2 separate regions of the Homo sapiens genome follow, and region 2 is linked to region 1. The links are chromatin loops, found by intact Hi-C in ENCODE. Cell type or tissue: mammary epithelial cell. All regions are shown on one strand. Each heading gives the region's core, and the rest is flanking DNA. Links, peaks and the distances in the headings are about the cores only.

Region 1 (8,375 bases), core at 34-8,033:
AGTAATCTGAGATCATTTAATATTGTACCATAAATCTTGAACACTCTTCTTCCTCTTCCCCTCCTCCTTCAGTTTCTTTCTTTCCGTCTTTGTTCTCATTCTCCTCCTCATTTTTATACTTCTCTCTTTCTCACTTTCTTTTTCCTCCCCTCCCCTTTGTTCTCTCCTCCCCTCTGCCTTCTTTTCTCCTTCTTCTCCTTCTCTTTTCTCCTCCTCTTTCTTCTTATCTTTTTCTTTGTGTTTCAATTGGTATACTTTCTAATGACCTGGTTTCAGTTTCACTGATTTTTTTCCTCTGGTGAATCCAGTTTGCTGTTAGCCAATTGAATCCTTCATTTTTTAATATATTGTTTTCACATCTAACATTTCAATTTAATTCTTTTTTCATAGTTTCCATGCATATGCTCAAATATAAATTTCCATGCATCTGCTCAAATTCCCCAGCTGTTCATACTTGTGGTATACCTTTCTTATTAGATCTTTTATAGTTTTTATTATAATTATTTTAAAGTGTGATTTGTGACATCTAGGCCATATTTCAGCCTATTTTGCTGTGTCTTTTCTTCATCATGGGTCATATTTTAATTGGTTATTTTTTGCTTTATAATGTTTTTATTTTATAGCAAACATTTTGCATATCATAACAGTGAAGTGTAAAGTAAATTATATCTTTTCCTAGAAATTATCATACCCCTTCATGTATAAATTGATAGATTTGGGGTCTGTGTAAATCTCATTGTAGCCAAGTTTATCTGGGCTTGACTGCAGCTTTAGTTTAATATAACTTACTACTCACTTCAAATATTTTGAACACAGTATCAGAAATTTCCTTTCTGCAGAGCTGAATACGTAAGATTCCTCTTCGTGCTTTACCTACCAATCTGCTGCCAGACTTCCAAACTGCACCTAGGGAGATATCTTTTCACTCAGAGGTATGGGGGAGGAGGGGGAGATTTCTCTTAGCTCTTCTGTCTTGCCCCTAGCCTTTGAGTTCCTGAGTACTTAATGACAGAGAATTGTAAAAACAAACAAAAGCTTGACATGTGTCTGTGAACTTGCCCTGTGGCCAAGGTTCCTTGGGATTCTAACATGCCTTGCTAACTCACATACACTTGTCATAGTTTCTTAAAATGTTAATGGATTTCTCCTTATCCACATAAATGATGGATTGATTTATTGCCTGCCTATCAGGTTTGAGAACAGCTATAGTTCTCTTATAAAATACTAATCACTTTCTGGAATTTAGTTCTCTTTGCATCCTCAGATCAGCAGTAGGTTCAGAATACTATAATTTTATAATTGATATGGCTTGGTTTTGGCTGTTAGGGTAAAAGCAATAGTCTCTTGCAGCTTGCCATGTCCTAACCAAAAATAGAACTCCTCTATTTAGGTGCTTCCTAAAGCAATAAATTTGAGTAATATTTTAAGATTCAAGCCTCACATTTAGTAATATAGGGCTTCTTTTTATCCTTCTACATTTTAAGTAGAGTTATTTGGAGTTGTTTATGCATAATCAATTCAAACAGATATGTAATTTTATAAAACTTAACCTGATCAACTTGATACTATTTTGCTGTTGTAGTTAATGCTGAAAAAGGAAAGACGGTAATATATAGTTTATATAGTCATGTACCAAATCTTTACTAAAAATAGAATAAAGGTAGTTTTTTTTTTTTTTTTGCCTTTCAAGGATAAAAAATTTCTGACTAAAGGGTATGTTAATTTCACTTTAGTAAAAATTAAGTGGATAAAGAACGAAGTTTGTTATGATGGTGTGGGAATACTTTATAAGTCCTTATACTTATTTGTCATTTTATGATAGAAGTTATTGTTTTGAATTCTAATATATGGAATTTATGAATTGATCAAGGTTGCCTTTACCATAGCTAAAGATAAATTTGATCTAAAATGGTAGAGATCCTTTCTGTCGCAAGTTAAGTTTTTATTGCAGAGGTAAAGGAGTGAGAATATCAGAAACTAAGGCATGAATGCTTTAATATCTGACCATAGGTTCTATTTATAGAAGGTAACAAGGCCAGAACATTATCATTAAAATGTAATTAAAAGTATATCTAAATATAATACATTCTCTTCTAGTTATGAGATCCCATTGGCACAAAGGAGATGAAGACATATGAATGAAATTGAAGCCCATTTAAATTATTTGCCTTGTAGCTGAAACTTATTTAGAGTTTGTTTCATTTGGTTGTGGTAGAGACTGTGTTATTGCGCCCAGTTATTTGTTGTTTTCTTTGTAAGAGGATTGTATATTCCTACCCATTGTTATAAGAGCCACAGTGTCTTTCTGGTGAAGCCGGGGGTTATATATTCCAACCCCATTGAGTCAGGCTTCATCACTGACTTAAACAAATGGAATGTGCGTAGAAGTAACTGTGTGTGATATCTGAGTAGGTCCTTCAGGAGCCATTGTATGATTTAACCATTGTTCCTTCGCTTTGTCCAAGATTAGAGTAATTGCTATTATGTGAATTCGCTTACTGAATTTTTATTTAGCAACGTAGCACCTGAAATTTTATTTAAATACAATTTGAATATTTGGAAACTATGGTTTACACTATTTAAAACGTAATTTTAATAGATATATGGAAACTGATAGAGAAACTTACGATTATTTGGCAAAATAAGGCTATTGTATTATTTAGAGCAACTTTTAGGATGTTTTCACAAAGAGACCCCAACATATAGTGGTCTGAATAAGAAAGTCGTCTTTGATTCCTCATGAAACCATCTGCTTGGTCTAGCTGGGTGAGGAAGCTCTGCTCCCTGGGGCCATTAAGAGACTTGGCTTCCACTGACATTTTCTTCTTCTACCCATTAGGTCACTGACTAACTCTGCATGATCAAAGTGGGACATTGATTTTTCTTTATTTACGGCTCATGATGAAGGAAAAGGGAGGAGGTCTCAGAGAATGAATTTTATTGTATATAAACAACTTGGAAGTTATGCAGAAGTTATTTCTACTCATATTTCTTTGCAAAGGAAGCTGAAAATGCAGTTTCTAGCAGGTTGCTCATGATTCCAGCCAAAACTAAAGGAAGAAACTCTCTTACCATGAGGAAGAAGAGATTTGAGAAAGGGCATGATTAGTAAGCTTCACCTCACTATTGAAACTGGCAATTCAGATTATTTAGTCTCCATGTAGGTTGCACTTCTCAGAATTCTTGAGCATTCCAGAAGCCATTTCACTCAGGCCCCTGAGAGAGACAAATGTTTCTTCTTCATCTTTACCTTTTTGAGAACAGAAAATTTAGATCTCCTCTTAGCTATCTCCTTTGGTATCCTGAGACACTAAGTCATGAAGTTCTTTACAATGCCTGGTACATAGAAGACATATGATTTTAAAAAATAGTAAGTTAATACATAATATACTTATTAGACTTTTAGGACACTGGCTGTTAGAATATATTCAATAAGTGGTTTTTGAATACAGAATGAATGGTTAAGTGAATTCTCAATTATTAAGTATAAATAGTCTTCCTATTGAAAACGGTGAACTGCACACACAGGTTTATTTCTTTTGCATCCAGAGATGGAGTCAAAATAACAGTAACAGAATAAAGACCAAGTATGATCCTAGAAGAAAATGTAGTTGGGGGCAAACTTAACCAAACAATGTATTTCAAAAATTATTTTTGGATGTGAAATATAGAATATAGAATAGCAGAATAACCATAGACTTGAGCACTCTGAGAGAAAGATGCAGCCAACAAGGGATTCAGGTCTTAAAGACTGCAGAAATGATGAAAGATTGGGATAAGAAAGGGGTGAAAATGGAGGGTCTAATTTTAGATTTGTCAAATAGGTAGATATAGGTCAAATATCTACCCAAACTCCTTTCTTCCCTACCCCAAAGAAAAAAACAAATCAGTTTTTTTCCAACTGTACCACCCACTCCCTCAAATCTCAGAACTAACAGTTTCTAAGATTGTTATTCTCTTACTTTTGATGGGGGACTTTGGCAGAAAAAAATCTTTGGAAAGCTAGAAATGATTGGAGAAGAGGATTGTTTTTTCTCCATTAGGTAAGGATTTAGGTTGGATAAAGTACCTTCTACTATTGGTTTTTTGAAAACTGTCCTTAACTTTCTCCCTGTTCTGACAAGTAGTTAGTTTCACATGTCCATATATTTCTCCTTGGATCTATTAAAGAGGCCTTAAGAAAATAGATTGAGATTTCTAGAATATTTTAACAGTGCAGCCCTCTTGGTATTCCCCTAATTGATCTCACACCCTATTTGCTAGCTCTTGAACTCAATATAGGCTATTGGTAAAATAAATGGATTTAACCTTATATAAAAGTTTTTTTTTCTAGTGCTAATTTAGATAACTTTTCCTATTTTACATTACAAAAATCCTTTAAAGTGAAAAAAGTTATTGTAACATTTATATGAAAAGATCAAGTAAATAACATTTTGTGTCAGAATGAACATTAGTCACTTTAAACTATTTGCTGATTCAGGGTAACAGCTGTCCAGACAAGCATCTTCAATTGTCATAGAAAATGCTTGTAATTTTTTTGACCTGTGTCATTTTTTCATCTCTTGAAACATGTAGGAGAAGTGGCTGACATAATAGGGAATGGCCTATGTCCCATGCTCAAATAACTTTGTGAACCCACCAATCGAAGCCAGTTGCATGATTCATACCCCATTCTGCACACCTGTTTTCTCTGAGCATGCAGCAGACTGTGCTTTCCAGTGGTGCTGGCTTATGCCAACCTTTATGAGCCAAACAGTTTTTGGATTTAAGATCTCATACAGTCATCCCCATATATGCCCTTGGGTTTAAATGAATTTATGTGGTTGATCTCATTTCTGAAACTAAGAAACAAAAAGCAAGAAAAATTAAAGTTTATAGTAAAGGTAATTACTTCCTTATTGCTCCTATAGACTTGGCATTTTTCTACTGGTTCTCATAGTTATCAACATGCAAAACATATTGGCTTTGGAGCATAGGGCGATAGTTAACAACAAGAAATCCAGGTGTCAGATTGTACGACCTTGGGTACATAAAGTTCTTTAAACATTAAGCATTAGCTACCTTATTTGTGACATTTAGATAGTACAGTCATACTGTATAAGGTAGTTGCAAAGAGAGAAGGAATAATGGAATCAGAGTGCCTAGTGTTTGGCCTGACTCAGAGTGAGCAGTCAGGGCACGCTAGATATTATTGCTATAGGTCTTGTGCTTAAGAGAACGTCTAAAAATGTATGTTTGTGAGATAAGAATGAATGCTGCCCAGAAGAATCCTATTTAACCTTATTTGTGGGACTTCTTTAATAAGATATTAACTGAAATGCTTAATATACTTCTTTGTAGAAACCAATACTAAATTTATTTCACAAACAGTTGAGATTCCACTATGAGTAGAGAGCTGACAAAGTAGACACAAATGAAGCTTTTGCTTTCCAGGAGTTCACAATCTATTAGAAAAGATTGATGGATAAAGAAATTATAAAGGACTAAATGAACTCAAATAAATTAAATTACAATGCAAAATTTCTGTTGGTGCTGAATTTGCATATTGTACAATTACTGTATCACTAGTTCATGACAGAAATTGAGAAAGTCAAAGTCATCAAGCACATCATGTGAATGTGAGCTTAATTTTAGTTTCAAGTGGAATAATCCAATGAATCAGAATTGAGTCCTCAACTCATCTTAAATTCTCTGTCTGAAGAAGCTCTTGTATTTTTTTTGGATACAAGACAGAAAACCACTGCATGGATTAGATTGCATTGCCTTACATGGTTTGGGGAAATGAGGCCAAAAAACATCTACCGGATATTCTACTAAATGTTGTTTATGTGAGCCAACAGAAAGAATTAGTTTGCACATCCATATCAAATGCCCACTCTCTCAACTCCCCAATTCTTTATATAGCTGTCATGAAACAAAGATAGGCCTAATTGGCTTTGCCAGCAGTAAGGGATAAGCTATCTTTTTTTTTTTTCCATCTTCATTGGCTGCAACTCTCATTCCTGATTTGATACAGAGCACTTAGCTTCCTCTAAAAAAGGATTCATGTTAAAATGAGTCCATGTACTGATGCGTTTTTGCACATAGTCTCCAAAGAGCAATGACATGCTGAAAGTCTCTGGTGTTGTGGAAACTTCTGATTTGGGACACGTGACTGGCATTTCCTTTAGGGGTGCAAGTGGTTAAAGTGGTTCAAGATAGAATGCTACTCTATGCCTGGTATTACATTATGCACTGTCAGAAACCCTGACACTGATTTATTGTTGTTACTTATGTGTTTTACATGACTTAATGTCTTATGTGAAATAGACTCAGCTTAATTGCTAACATTGTTTTACTAAGAAGAAATGACCCAGATGTCTTAACACATGTCATAGAATAATTATAGTCACCACTATAAAATTCTGCTTCCAACATTTTGGAAAATACCACTGACTTCTCTTCCATTTTTTCTTCTGTTCTCACAGCCTTCCCTATAGAGGTCAGATTTTACTAATAGGGCAAGATAGCCATGAGTGTGTACTCCAGCCTCCATTTTTTTGGTATAATAAAATTAAATTGTGCTTAATCTGTAAAATATAGATTATAAGGAGTTTAATTGTACATTTGGAAATCTTATGATTTTTCACTCATGGTAATGTTATCACTGCCTTAAATAAATGGGAACAACAGAGAGCTTATGATTACAAGTTAATTTTTATATTTTGTTTACTAAAGAACTTATTTTAGTTTATTTCTGCCGTATACATTTATTTACAGAAATCCATGTAGTAGAAAAGGAAGAAAGTAAGAAAGTTTAGTCTTCACAAGACAACTCTTATACCACATTAGGCTAAGAGCTAAGAGCACTGTATTTACCATTTCTTTATGTTAATTTATTCAGCCAGCTTTTTCTTTTCCTCCTAGGATATTTGTTTGAGAGTAGATTTATCTGTTAGGATTCATTTGGTTCCACGAGATGCATAACTGAACCCAAGCTTTTTTAGGCAAAGGTGCCATCTATTGACTCACACAATGAACAATGTATGGGGCTGGCTTCAGGTGAGGTCTGAGCCAGATACTCAAAGGGGGCATTGGGACCCTTTTCTTCTTTTCAATCACTGTACTCAGGTTCCACTTGGATTCACTCTAATAGAATATTCTCTCCTTGTAGTATCAAAATGGCTGGCACAATTCCATGCTTTATGGCTTCAAGTCCAACTAAATAGAACAAGGGTATCTTTCTTAGAAGTCCCAGCCAAAGTCCATGTTTCTGTTTTGTTTTAATTGACTAATGTGCAATTCTCTGAACCAATCACAGTCACCAGGCTAATGGTTAACATTTACCATCTTTTCCACTTTTGAGTGGAAGAAGCGCTCTACCTAATGTGAGACATACTGGAAGGTAAATCCCCAGATAAAATTCTAGAGTTAATATTGGAAAAACGGGGAGGTGCGTGCTGGCCCTGAAAACAAGCGAACACATACAAATATCCACTACAGAAGGAACTCTGGTGTTCCTGTCAGTGACAAATCAGGCTGGGGTACAAATGACTGTGCCAAAGAATGGTTCAACATGGGGATCAATTGGAGGCACTCTGACCTTTCCAACACATATCTCTAATATTCCAAGAATTTGGTTTGCTAGAGTGGCTATTACCATTCTCTGTAGGATGTGATTCGGAACCACGATGGCTTTCTAAGTCCAGAATAGGAGCCTGTGTATCCTGCTGTGTGGAACCTTGGGTTTTCTTTCTTCTCTCTTCCTTGACCTCTGCTGTTTGTCTTTCTTTCCACTTTAGGTTCCCAGAGAGGTCCCCTTTCTCACCCCTTCCTTATCACATTTAGTACTCGGGTAAATGATGTTGTTTCCACTAGCCTAGTGCAAACATTATATACTTTTTTCCACGGGGATATGCTTTTGAAATTTTATCTCTAATTATGAAAAGAGTTGGCAAACTAATTTCAACATCAGTAAGAAGTTTAGGGGAGCTATCAGGTGCAGTAAAGAGGCCTCTCCCTAGCAACAGTAAAAATCTTTTAAGGAATATACTTGCAAAGTTTAGATGTAAAGCCAGTTCTAATGGAAAGGAAAGGGGGTTTCAGTTGAGTGAGGTTGAATACAGATCACATTTAAGAGGACTCCAGATGACTGAATTCTGGAGTCATTCCTCTATCTTGGTGTCTTTATAGGAAGATTACTGGAGTAATATTGTAATCTCTAGTTTCTCTATTGAACACATGAATGCTGGGATTTTATTCCCCTGAAGAGCCAGAAGCTAATCAGTCTCATCAAGAAAAGTTTCAGAGCAGTATCTCACAAATTGTGATGTGTATGCAAATCACCTGGGAATCTTGGTAAAATGTAGATTCTGTTTGTAGATTCATGATTTCTC
Region 2 (8,375 bases), core at 256-8,255, 310 kb before region 1:
CTTTTTTTTTTTTAACTTGATTTTACTAACTTCCTGGAAAATTATGTTGGCTGAGTAAACTTTTAATGATGTTTTTTATTATACCATTTGCTTTTAGGTGTTAATTCTGTGATCATTCTTGTTTTGAGCTGCTCTCGACAGCTGGCTCTATGGTTTCATGAAGGCATGCTAGTGGGTTGATGAAACCGAATCCTACCATATGGAATGGTGGCAAGAGAGTGATCTTCATTATTTGAGTTCCTGCAATTATAAGGTTTTAGTAGGGAAGCAGAAGACACAAAAATATTCACTAATGAACTAAGCACTTCTAAACTCTGCCCTTGCTTATTATCTCTTTATACTTAATACCAGTGATCCTTCATCCAGTTTTATTCAGTGTGGAAATACACCTTTTGTGAAAGATGCAGCATTTCATAAAGTCAATGAAAGTAATGCTGGTGGATTGCTGGGTTTCACAAGCAGTCAATGACCAGTAAAGATCTAGCAGATGAGTCAACTGTTGAAGAAACAAATCAAAGATAATGACTACTTTAGTACTTCTAAAATGCATGGTAAAAATAGTATAGGATTGGCTGGGCGTGGTGGCTCACGCTGTCATCCCAGCACTTTGGGAGGCAAAGGCAAGTGGATCACTTGAGGCCAGGAGTTCAAGACCAGCCTGGACAACATGGCAAAACCCCGTCTCTACTAAAGATACAAAAATTAGCTGAGGTTGGTGGCACACGCCTGTAATCCTAGCTACTCAGGAGGCTAAGGCACAAGAATTGCTTGAACCTTGGAGGCAGAGATTGCAGTGAGCCGAGATCGTGCCACTGCACTCCAGCTTGGGCAACAGAGTGAGACCCTGTCTCAAAAAAAAAAAAAAAAAATATATATATATATATATATATATATATATATATATATATATAAGATTAAGAGAGGGCCTTGGGAAAATTCATAAAACCTTTGAATATTTCTACAGAAATGATTCTTTTTATGGTTGTTCCATGATGACCAAACAAGAAGTCGAAGTTGAAACGTGAAGGAAAAGTAATCCAAAAACATGAACACTTGATCAAACTTTGTTCATTTAAGAATTTTCTAGTAGATTCAATTAAAACATGCTTTGTTAAACATAAGGTAATATAGTTTTTTCATATATTTCAGCTTTATTCCCTAGTGTAAAATTTCAGTTAAATCCATTTACAATAAAAATTAGGTCCATGTTTTCAACAGATTTACTTTTTAAAGTGGCTTCTGTTTGGTTCCTGTTATGTTCAGCTGATGAAGACATCCTGCATAGTTCTTTTACGGAAGTGGCAGAGGAGAAATGTGGGAAAGCCTTTCCTGTTCCTCCCCAATTTTTGCAAAGTAGGAACTGGAGTTTTCTCGTTGCTCCAAAGCTGTGAGGCCAGCTGTTGAGTAGGCAGGTGGAAAAGCTCCATGGATACTTTACTCCTGTGAGCCTAGGAAAGTCCATTAGTGCTCATGGGGTTGTTTTAGAGAACTCACAGAGAGCAATATTAGTCAACTTTGTAGGAAACCCAGATAAGTTGGCGATTCCCCACAGGGCCCCGATAAAAAGTCTTCCTGGCCCTTATGTGGACCAGTCCAGGAGTAGGATGCACAGAGTACCCTTCAAAGAAGCTTATATGACAATAAATAGTGATTCAGTAAGAGTTTTTGCTACTTGTTAGTCAATAAAAATTTAAAGGCATTATCTTGTCTCTAATTTCCATTTCAGCTCAACTGTGTATTTCCCGAGGGAGGTAAGTCTAAGCAGATTTTTTCTAAGAAAAGAATATGAATTGGTGAGCTGGGCATAGTGGCACATGCCTATAGCCCCAACTACTCGTAAGGCTAAGATCAGAGGATTGGTTGAGCCCAGGAGTTTGAGTCAACCTGGGCAACATAGCAAGACCCCATCTCAAATGAATGAATGAATGAATGAGTAATATTTATAAAAAGAATAGGAATTGGTGAAGCTATAGTGTAAGCTTGCGAGAGCTAAGGATATATAATTCAAAAGGAGTGAAATAGAAGTATAAGTAGATTTTCTTGCCTTTGAGGAAAATTAACAAGAAACAAAGTTTGTGCGATAGACTTCTAAGTACACTATCGACAGCATTTCTATAACCACCGCTTAAAAATACATGTACACTGTTGTCTTTAAGGAGTAGTTGATTAGTGTCTTATGGTACATCTTGTAGAACAGCAAGCTAGGCAGCTGGTCCATTTCTGATCTGCTCGCATATAGATGAGCAATCAAACCTTGACGACGGCAACCCAAGAGGTGAATTGCGCGAGGATTCACAGAGGTTATGCTGTGGCGCACCCTCACTGTGATCTGCTTTAACTCCCTTTTCTAGGAATGCTAATGTCACCCTCTTTAATTCTCTCTCCTTTTTCTGGTCTTCATTGAGACTAATGATGTATGTGTCAGGCTTTGAGATACTTTTCATGACAATTTTAAAAGTCTCTCTGTAGGTAAATAGATTTTCTTTTTTTGAAACAGGGTCTTGTTATGTTGCCCAGGCTGGAATGTGGTAAAGTGATCATGGCTCCCTGCAGCCTCGCACTCCTCGACTTGAGTGATCCTCCTGCCTTATCCTCCCATGTAGCTTGGACTACGATGAGCACCATCATGTTCAGCTAACTTTTTATATTTTTTTGGAGAAGGGGTCTTGCCATGTTGTCCAGGCTGGTCTCAAACTTCCGACCTCAAGCAATTCTCCCACCTCGACCTCCCAAACTACTGGGATTACAGATATGAGCCACTGTTCCTGGCCAAAAAGCTGTATTTTTAGCTCTGATTCTTGCCACATTCCATTAGTGATCCTTCGATGTTTCTAAAGGAACATACACCATAGCAGTGCAGAAAAAGCAAAAGGAAATATTATTTAGGAAATCTAGTATGGGGGGAAATAATAAAACTTACTTTCAGACTGAGTGGAAATGATTCTTGGAGTGTGTTCTGCTGAAGTTTATCCATGATCCATTTTTCATCATTTGGCATGAACTACAGAGTTGTGTATAGGGATTTTCATTTTATTTGGATTTGAAGTTCATTTACTATACAACGGTCATACAAATGAGTTTGGAAGCTCTGATTACTAAGTGATTGGCCCAAAGATTATCATAGGATGGATTAGTACCCTGAGATTCATTGTAGGTTTCCACAATGAAGAAAAGAGTAGCTTGGGTATTGCTAAAAAGAAATTTGATTCAAAAGTCAGTTATTGTTTGTTTGTTTGAATGGAAGACTTATGTAGGGTCTTTTTTTAAATGGCAATTAAAGGTGATTTGGAATTACTGGGAGGATAGTGAATAATTCTAGATGAAATAAAACTTGACTAGTATCACAGAAACCAAGAGAGAAAGGCCAGAATACGTAGATACCTGGGCCATTGGCAATGGGATGCACTCACCATGACCTAATATTTTGGAATGTAGCTAGTCAAGGAGAGAACTATTTCTGTGTCTGTGTTGCTTTTGGAAAGCAGATGGCATCTTTTAAAAAATAGCCTTGAAATTCAAGCTCCCTGGATTGCTCGTTTCATTTTCACGTTGGCATTCAAAGGGGGTAACCACCAGGATCTGAGATGTGGCATGCATGAATGGCAGTTTTTGTGGATTTTGTTGTAGTATTTTTGTCATAAATGTGGACAGTAGTCTTCCAAGACAGCCTTAATGCAGGACTGTGAGAATCTTGTGTAATTCAAGACTGTAGAAAGCACAACATGGTATAAAAAGAAAAACCCCAAAAATGTAGTAATTTGAATAAAAAGAAACCAAAAATAGGATGGTATGGGAAGTGTTTAGGGAATGGTGAATTCAAACTAAGATGCCCCTCCAGCAGTACAAGGCCTTCAGCAATGCATTTTCTTCAGTTTCTTTTTTCCTGAAACCAACAGTCTTCCCTTTCTTGCCGTTGGAGGTACTGTATCATCATTTTTCCCCCTTTATCTTTCTATTCAGAAAGTTACTGTACATTCTTTGTTGTAAAAGCATTTAAAGGAAGATGATGATATAAATGTTCCCAAATGAGTTTTCTCTTCTGGATGATCGCAAGAGTATTATACTTTTTTGTAAGAATAACAAATGCACGCCTGTTAACGCTCTGGCAGACCACTTGTTAGGTAAGAGTTTTACCTGATTCCTTCCATTGGAAAGGTGTTTTATATTTGTAGGCTTGTCACTTTGAGCTGATTTTGTTCTTATGATCAGCCTCTTTTGGATTTTTATTCCTGATTTACAATGAAATATGTATTCGGCTGGTGCAAATGTTATTACAGGTCTTGGCATTTTAAAAGTAATGGCAAAAACTGCAATTACATTTGCACCAACCTATAGTTCTTCTGGCTTTACAGTAGGCCAGGAGCCAGCAAACTAGGGCCAAATCCAGCTGCCACCTGTTTCTGGAAAGCTTATTGGAACACCCATTTCTTTATGTATTGTCTGGCTGCTTTTGAGCTACAATGGCAGAGTTGAGTTGTTGGGGTAGAGACTATACATGGTCCACAAAGCCCAAGATATTTGCAATCTGACCCTATTAGAAAATTTGCCAATGCTTCACTGGCTAAAACTTTTAGTGCAATGAGTAAATTATACAGATGCTTCACTAGTGTTACCTGTGGTAGGTAAAGCTTATGTTTAGATAAAGATTTGCTCTCTCTCTTTTTTTTTTTTTTTTGCATTTTTATGTTCTGATGGCATTTTAGATAGTAATATCTCAAGAGGTATGAGCTGTCTGTCTATTAATTGTCAATGCAATAAGATATCAATGATAACTTCCCAAAGAATTCTGGCCAGAGATTCCAAGTGAGGATGCCACCCCTGAATAGTGATAGAGCATATTTATAGTCACTAAGGTCAAGATTTTGAGTAACTAAATTAATAAATCAAACCAAACTCACATCTCAGTTTTTCTGGAAAATAATGATTGCTGGTTGTTGGAACAAAATGAACCTTAGGGTGCCTAGTGCTTCTGTAATGAGCAAGGGCTATGTTGTAGGACAACAGCTCAGCCTCTATGCTGCCATTTTAGTTCTTTCTGACTTGCTTTTTGGATAAGCGGAATGCAGGGCACCCATGCAATCCAATAACCAGAGGTCTTGGCTAAAAATAATGGAACAGTTTAATTTTTCTGTAGTTTATGATGGAACATAATGCCACCTGGCAACCTCTGTTATCCATGTCTGTACTTATGGCTTTGTCATGATTTCCAAACTGCATTCATGGAACAGTCATTTAAGTTTCAAGATTGAAAATTTGTAGCTAATTATGTTAGGGAACTCTTCCAGAGTTTTGGATTTGGGGAATTTCAGGTTTATTGAGGTACCTATAAAATTCTAGTTCTGCTCAAATTTTAATATCTGAATCATCTACAACTTAGGATTCTTTGTGGGAAGAGTAAAGCTCTCTGGAAGCTCAACTAGCTTTTATTCGATTTAAAGTTTGATAAGAAACAAAACTGTCACTATAAGTGACAGTTGACCAGAGTGGAGAAGGGGGCCAGAAAGAAACAGAGGAATATAGCAAAGTAGGAAAGTATCAGAGAGATACAATGGATACTTTTTTTCCCTGGGATAGAGCTCTTGGAAGTTGGTATAGAATGACAATAAACCCGGCAGTCACCTGGGCTGTGTACAGCACAATTCCATGGAATTGTTTTCACACCCAGAATGGTGTAAATAGTGCCCCCTGTAGTTGTCCTCTCAAAACCTCAGTTACAGCAGCCAAATTTATTACCAAAATGCATTCCAAAGCAATTATGTTGTTGTTTTAGAAAGCTGAATTTTATTGGTCTGCTCTTCTCGTTAAAAACCAATAGTTAAGAATTGGAGTTGTCTATATAGTCATATTCCTGCCCACAGCTACTTAGGTGGTGTAGCTCAATATAGAACCCAGCTTGATTTCTAAGTTTAGCTTCACATCATGAGCTGGCAGTGAACCCTGCAAGTGTTGGTTTTCATGGAAGCAGCATGGAAAACATCAGCAATTCCTGCATCTCTGCTGAAATGCACATATGTGAATCTGCTGCTCTGAAGAGGACAGAGGTCTAGGGTTAGGTTTCACAATCATACTTTCACAAGATTGACCTTAGCTTTCTGCCTATTTGGTTCCAAGTCTTCTGGTGACAGCAAAAGATAGCACTTTGGACTTCAGACAGCTTTGATGGCAAGTTTTCAAGCTTTTTTTCTTGCAATATCTTTTCAATAAGGAATTGTTTGGTGTCTAATAAAAGTACATAATTCAATTTTTTAAAAAAGCAAATCATATCCTTCCTAGCATCATCTGAAAATGGGTAGAAGAGGGTGCTTGAGGGATTAAACATTTAGCCTTGTGTATGCATGCATGCAAGTGGTTGCCTTCATACGTGCCCAGATTTATACCAGCTGTGCACTTGTTCATCTTTTGTGGAGGGGGGTGGGGTTGAGGGTTTTCCTCTGATGCAGAGACATTCCAGATGGACAAGAATGTAAATGCCAGGTTGCATTTTTAGGGGCTTACTAATGGAGCCACAGCAGATTAAGAGGGTAAAAAAAATTATGACCGCATGTATTTGTAGGGAAGTGTGGACTGGACACTATTAGATTTGCTATCTGTGAGATCCTCTTGTATTGACATTTTATAAAGTAATTGGGTATTTTCAACTCTCTCTGAGGAGTAAGAATGAGATTCTTGATGCCGGCTTTTGTCAAAATAATATTTTAAGGAACATTTTAGTAAAGCCACTTATTGAATTGTAGTTTTAAAATTAATTTTTAATCTTGCAATAAGACAAAAAAAGAAAAAAATTTAATTTGTGCACATAAATGACTCATTTGGATGGTAGACTTATTCTATATGCATTATTATTATTATTTTTTTTCTGAGACAGGGTCTCACTTTGATACCCAGCCTGGAGTGCAGTAGCACAATCACGGTTCACTGCAGCTCAACCTCCTGGGCTTAAGCGATCCTCCAGCCCCAGCCCCCCAAGTAGCTGGGACTACAGGCATGCGCCACCACACATGGCTGTTTTGTACTTCTAAAAATAGAGGTGGGGTTTTGCCACGTTGGCCAGGCTGGTCTCAAACGCCTGAGCTCAAGCGATCTGCCTGCCTCGCACTCCCAAAACGTTGGGATTACAGGTGTGAGCCACAGCACCCAGCGCATAACTCTTCTTTCTCAGCTAAGCCTATGTACAAGTTCCAACAGAGTGCTAGGAGACAAAACATTTCAGTGCATTTTCATGGCTTTGTTTTTCATGGCATATTTGCATTTTATTGTGACTTCTGATTCTCTTGTATTTTCTCTGCTATAAAGAAACTATGTAGTTTTAAGTTATATCAAAAAAGGGTGTTTATTTGTCTTTGCATGAATTTTGAAAAAGTTTTCATTGTTTTCCATTCATTTAAAAAATACATCTGAAAATGTATATCTGCTTTAATCATAAAAGTGTTTCTCTGCTCACATGATCTTCATTCAGCTTTAGTGAGAAAATAAATTTGGGCACATACCAACTGTTACTATATGATAGGAAGTGCTACAGAATTGTGGAATGTGACTTGCTTCAGCAGCTGTTTGATGGCTAATGGTTCAGGGCATTTGCCAGCTGCCATGGTTCTGCCATGGTTCATTGGGGCTGTGTCAAAATCCTTGAAAACTTCAGGCTCAAGAACCCAGAGCTTATTTGACCCTTTATTAAGTGCTGGTACTATATTTAGAAGTTTATTTGCTGCAAACCTCTGTAAACATTTTCTCCAGACTAAACGTTTTCCTTTGTAGAGAGAATTTTTCCATTTTCCAGCATGGCATTGTAAAAATCTAGCAACCATATCTCACATTTATATAAGAAAGCATTTGGAATTGTCTTTCAAAACCACATGGGTGCCTAATGAATATTACTTGCTAGTTTGTGACTTTTATTTGTGTTTTGAGGCTTGTGTAATCCCTTGCACCAGCCCCGGACACAGGCAGTTTTGGATATTAGAGCCGATTTTTTCATTATCCCCCATTGGGCCTCTATGAGTCATACTCTGGACACAAATAGAAGTGAATGTATAATCACACAACCACTTATTCCACAGTTACTGGGCAAAATAATTTGTAATGTGCAATGAGCATCTTTGCTAAAGGAATTTACAAGAAGGTCTTGAAAGACAGTACCTGTATCTATCTGTAGAGCATCACAAATTTCACTTCCTTGGATATTTTAGGAAGGGTAGGTTGGGTGTGTCCTGTCTGGCTAATTTGGAGGTGGTTTCCATTAGCATCCAATCATTTAACCTCATCCCTTCACTGACACCTTTTTTTTTTAAACTCCCTGTAAACATGATGCCTTTTATGTTTCATTTCCACATTTCTAGCAGTAGATACTTGAGGCACATAGAGATATCTTAGAAAAT

Evidence for each region. Hi-C counts contacts between places; a loop is a spot of excess contacts. Peaks named below come from ENCODE experiments on the same cell type or tissue, not always from the same donor. Only the 100,000 strongest peaks of a DNase experiment are listed, where the experiment ranks them.
Region 2: a loop joins it to region 1, with 2.5 times the contacts of the local background. A loop is called at or near these places in 1 of 110 quality-filtered maps.

What each region holds. Positions count from the first base shown.
Region 1 is chr2:226,444,306-226,452,680 of GRCh38, reverse strand. No RefSeq gene overlaps it. Among named protein-coding and RNA genes, the nearest start is that of MIR5702, 210 kb to the left of the region's middle. In mammary epithelial cell, for the core only: no CTCF peak of the experiment used is centred there; a DNase peak (open chromatin) is centred at 4,610; H3K27ac peaks cover 2,306 bases.
Region 2 is chr2:226,758,658-226,767,032 of GRCh38, reverse strand. All of the region lies in intron 1 of IRS1 (insulin receptor substrate 1), which reads left to right. Among named protein-coding and RNA genes, the nearest start is that of IRS1, 37 kb to the left of the region's middle. In mammary epithelial cell, for the core only: no CTCF peak of the experiment used is centred there; DNase peaks (open chromatin) are centred at 492, 3,402 and 6,442; H3K27ac peaks cover 2,640 bases.